2 separate regions of the Mus musculus genome follow, and region 2 is linked to region 1. Evidence: chromatin loops called from intact Hi-C (ENCODE). Cell type or tissue: gastrocnemius. All regions are shown on one strand.

What was found. Peaks named below come from ENCODE experiments on the same cell type or tissue, not always from the same donor. Only the 100,000 strongest peaks of a DNase experiment are listed, where the experiment ranks them.
Region 2: it touches region 1 in a loop (2.3-fold over the local background); 2 of 42 quality-filtered maps call a loop at or near these places.

Annotation. Positions count from the first base shown.
Region 1 is chr4:106,227,436-106,229,935 of GRCm38, reverse strand. No RefSeq gene overlaps it. Among named protein-coding and RNA genes, the nearest start is that of Gm12724, 8.4 kb to the left of the region's middle. In gastrocnemius, CTCF peaks have their summits at 1,234 (motif pointing left) and 2,256; DNase peaks (open chromatin) are centred at 1,220 and 2,301.
Region 2 is chr4:105,304,206-105,306,705 of GRCm38, reverse strand. No RefSeq gene overlaps it. Among named protein-coding and RNA genes, the nearest start is that of Gm40217, 14 kb to the left of the region's middle. In gastrocnemius, a CTCF peak has its summit at 1,341 (motif pointing left); no DNase peak of the experiment used is centred here; H3K27ac peaks cover 2,024 bases.

The DNA of each region.
Region 1 (2,500 bases):
ATTTGCATATATGAGCCTTAGGGGCCATTCTTATTCAAATCATATAATATGCAATAGTATCTGCATATAGAAGCATTGGACCAACTTCTGCCAATGGCCAAATGTTTGACAGCTATTGGGTGAACTAGATCCAATTTCTGTACTTTGCCATCTTGCTCTGTGGCTTAGGACGGCGGTCTCTGGGGATTTACTCCGTGGTTGCTTCTTTTTTTTGGCTTCTGGCATTCAGAGGGCTGGAGAGAATAGATTTTGGTGTATCTACTGAGGTCACAGTTTCTACCAGATGGCCTTTCCTACCTAGTCTCCCAGTCTCTATGTTTCTATGACCACTTCCTCTTCTGGGGTTTGGCTATTTCTGAAGGTGTGATCCCTGTGGCTTTTCTGCATCCTGACTACTCTCTCTCTCTCTCTCTCCCTCCCTCCCCCCCTCTCTGCCCCCAAATTATTATCACTATTATTTTAATTTTTTAAATGTTTACTTTTTAAAATTTTATTTTTAGAGACAGGGTTTCTTTATGCAGCTCTGGCTGTCCTGGAGCTCACTCTGTTGACCATGCTGGGTTCATCTTGTCTCTGACTCCTGAGGGTTAAATACATGCACTATAACTCCTGGCTCTGACTATTCTTTTATAATCTGCTTAAAAACATTCCCTAAACTACCTAATTCCAGTAGGATATGTGTTTGCCAGGTCTTGACTTCTATACTGTTTCCCATGGGTCTTCTCACGATATTGTATATTTTATTGCCTTCCACTCTGTTCAGTGTCATGAAGCCTATTACAGGATAGGAGACTCACTTTGCATCCTGTGTGTTGACAGGCATACTCTTAACCCTGAGGAGTTTGAAAAAGCATGGACACCCGAGCCCCAACTACAGAGCTGCACACTTTGGGTCTGGGTGGCCCTAGGTTTCTGGTGCCAGGAGCTTCAGAGGAAACCTGAGATGGGGAAGTGACAGGTATGACTGACTGTAGTGTGTCTAGGGAAGACTGGGTGAAGCCTTCTGGGCCACCTCCAAACCCCCATGCAGCATCTGTAGCGTGCATGCACATGTGGGGTGCGTGCGTGCGTGCATGTGTGCATGCATGTGTGTGTGTGCATGTGTGTGTGTGTTCTTCCACTGTCTTGCCCAGGATCTCATCGTTTTCAGGAGTCCCTTAGTCTGATCCTAGAGGCTGAGGTCTAGAGAAGAACATGGGCTATGACTGCATACGCCACTGCCCTCTTGTGGGCATAGGCGAAACTGTGATAATGGCCTATGGTCTTCCCTTGGCCTTCAAATCCTAGGACCAAATGAGGTTTCAAAGAGCAACTTAGTCAAGCACAGCAGAAGCCGTGCCTAGCCTCTCCCGGAAGACAGCCTTTCCCTAACAGCCTTTGGCAAAGGAAGATGTCCTATTTCTCAGTTTCAAGGGTTGGTTAATTGCTTTAGAATTAGCGCTCCATAGTGAGGGGACCAGGAGGATTAATTGCCTTGCAGAATAACCCTAATTAAAAATCTGGCAGAGAATTTAAGACACACACCTCACACACACACACACACACACACACACACACACACACACACACACACACACACACAAGCCCTGGGAAGATAGGTCAGCTTAGTGGAAGGTTGAAGAACAGCAGGGACAGGGAGCAAGGTTCCTGTGTCCCTCCCGAGACACTGAGACGGAGACCCATGACTCTTCCTGGGTTCTTCTGAACTCCTTGGTAATCTTCCCTGTGGCTTCAGTCTCCCCGTGTCCCATCTTCTAAGCCAGGTCCTGAGCTTCACCCTGCTGGTCACTTCACACCACACACCTGCTCCTTGCCTTTGTTCAGCAATTCAAACAAACAAACAAACAAACAAACAAACAAACAACTCCTAATTTTCAGTAGCTCTTTTACAGCAACAATGGTAGCAACCTGCTATTCGATCCCATCAATTTATGTATAGTGTATGACACTTGATGTCATATTATTGTAACTAATAACATAAAAGGAGTGCTTTCCTTTTTGATGGGAAAGATACAAGAAAGGATGAATGTGTTCCTAAAACTAGATAGTTTTGATTGCTTAAATCTTCATGAAATAAATTTTTGTGCCCTGTTTGGATAACTGTTTATAGTGATTGTTGGCCACCCATAATCCCTTTGGGTATAAAGTATAATAAATGTTGGGGGTTCTTCCTGAAGGTTATTTCTGAGTTTTTCAATTTTCACATGTGAAAACTTGTAGCTTTATTACTCTTTTTGCCCCCTTCCTGTTCCTTGGCACTGGGGGGTGCTGTTGGCTAGGCTAAGAAGTAGTGTTTGCCCCGCTCCATGTCCGGTAGTTTCGTCTTCAATTATGCCAGTGCCAGTAGCACATTACTTCCCTGCTGGACGAGGGAATGTACATGCTAACGATGCTTCGGAGAGCAGGAGCACCCTTCAGAGGGCTTTTCCTGGCTTCTTGCAGGAATGGCATATTGCAAGAATGACTTACGAGCACGAAACCCAGACAGAGGAGGCATGTA
Region 2 (2,500 bases), 920 kb after region 1:
CTGTCTGATGGAGTCTATATCGGACCTCGGTTCCCTCTCACTCCTTCTCCAGTTTCCAGAACAATGAGGCTTCCCCAGGACTTACCCATGTATTTTTAAAGTACGGACAGTCTCATCCTCCAAATCAACTGGGTATTTGAGAAGCCATCACATAACTTCCAGGTTTGTCTTCTCAATGCTTCAATTATGCAGTTTAGTGAGGCCCCAGAAGCCAAGACCAGCCTGGCATTTTAAAAGATTCTCGGTACCTTTGTGCTGAAGCAGGCCTCTGGCTTCTCTCTCTCTCTCTCAATTATTACCTTAACTATGCATGGGAGACCTAAGGAGACAGTTTATTTTGACTGGTAGATTGTTAAACTGTAGGAGGCAAGCCAGAGGCAGCGCCAGGCTGTGATTTCCATTGCTCTGCGGGCCAAAGCCTTGGTGCTGAGAATAGCCAAGGCCACTTCCTGCTAGAGGAGGAAATGGCAGTTTCCTCAAGTCCCGGAAACGTGGCTTCCTCTCTGGTGCCTAGCTCAGGGTTCACCCATTAGACAGTCTCTTCCCACCCCAAATACCCGGGGACCTGGCTCCAGCATGCAAAAGACATCCTGTTTTCCCTGAGGAAGTGGCCCAGATTGGGGCAGCCACCAGGGCTTTTGAGTGGATGAGAGTAGGTAGCACAGCAGGAAGGGATTGACAGGGAGGGAATGATGCTAATAATGTTAACCAATAAGAAAAAGCCCCACCCACTCCTTTGTCCTGACCCCAGAGATCTCAGCAAACCCGACAAAAGTTCTCACGGCCTTTGGAAGCCAAGTCCTTCTGATATCTCTTTTTGCGGTTTTTCATCTGTGTGTACATTTTTACAGAATATAGTGTGATTATGTCTGTTTGACACCTGTATGTCTTCGGTAATAATCCAGTCCAGGTAATTACCATCTCCTCCTTGAACAGTTACCATTTCTTTGTGTTTGAAGCTTACAAATCCTGCACTTCTGTACCTTTTAAATAAAATCTACCAGTATAAGGCGTTGTGAATTGCAGTCACCCTTGTGTGTTGTGAAACACTAGAATTTATCCTTTCTATCTAACTAGACTTCCAACATCCTGTGATTTCTCCTTTCAACAGTGTTTCTGTTTCTGTCTCCTCTACCAGTTTTCCCAATCCAAAAAACTCAGTTCCAGGGGCTAGAAAGATGGTTCCACAGTTAAGAGCACCTGTTGCCTACTGCAAAGGACCCAGGTTCAGTTCCTAGCATTCACATGGTGGCTCACAACCAACTGCTAACTCCAATCCCAGGGGATCTGATGCCCTCTTCTGGCCTCCATGGGCATCAGACATTCACATGGTTCACAGACATACATCTAGGCAAAACATTCATATGTATTAAAATAATTTATTAATAATTAGTTAATTAATTAAGAAAACTTAATCCCTCTCCTGTGCTTGCTCTACAGATTTCAGGAGTTAAGAATGCTGCTAGGCAGAAGGCTAATACTATAGTTCAGTTCTAAAGCACCTAGCATGTGCAAGACCCTGGGTTCAAACTGAGGGGAGGAGAGAAAGGAGGAAGGCTGGAACAATGGGAGGTTGGCATCATTGAGCACTGACTGTCTCAGGACAGAGGGGAGCCCCCCTAGCTTTTCTTTTCTTCTTCCTCCTCCTCCTCCTCCTCCTCCTCCTCCTCCTCCTCCTCCTCCTCCTCCTCCTCTTCTTCTTCTTCTTCTTCTTCTTCTTCTTCCTTCTTCCTTCTTCCTTCTTCCTTCTCTTTCTTCCTTTCTTCTTTCTTCTTCTTCTTTCTTCTTCTTCTTCTTTCTTCTTTCTTCTCCTTCTCCTTCTCCTCCTCCTTCCCCTTCCTCTTCTCCTCCTCCTCCTTCCCCTTCCTCTCCTCCTCCTCCTCTTCTTCTCCTTCTCCTTCCTCTCCTCCTTCTCCTCCTCTTCCTCCTCCTTCCCCTTCCTCTCCTCCTCCTCCTCTTCTCTTCTCCTCCTCCTCCTCTTTTTCTCCTTCTCCTCTCCCTCCTCTCTCTCCCTTTCTCTCCTTCTCTTCCTCCCTCTCTCTCTCCCTCTACACACACATCCAAAAAAACACACTTTATGTCACACAAATGTACAATTAATGACCTGGTAGGTAGGTTGTTAAACTCTCTGAGCCTGAGCTTTTATGGGGAGAATGCTGTATCTGCTCTCCCACCCCCTTTAGAGTTGTTAGATTTCGTGAGGCAGAGCACTCAGAGTAGATGAAGCACTTTCCTATAGTTCAGGACTCAATAAATGGTCATTATTGTTTCCCTCTGCCCTTTCAGAAGGGGAGTGTCTTTCCCTGTCTCTTAATGAATAATGCTTGCCCTTCTCTGAAACCTTGGCACCAGCTAGCACCCGTGCCCTTGGAATTTCAGCCTCTGTAGAGACAGGCCTTATGAGGGTCTTTCTTTGAATGCTATCCTTGTGGGCAATTGGCTTGAATTAAAAACTCAATCCAGTTATCATTTATAATAATTTAATATGAACTACTTGCCA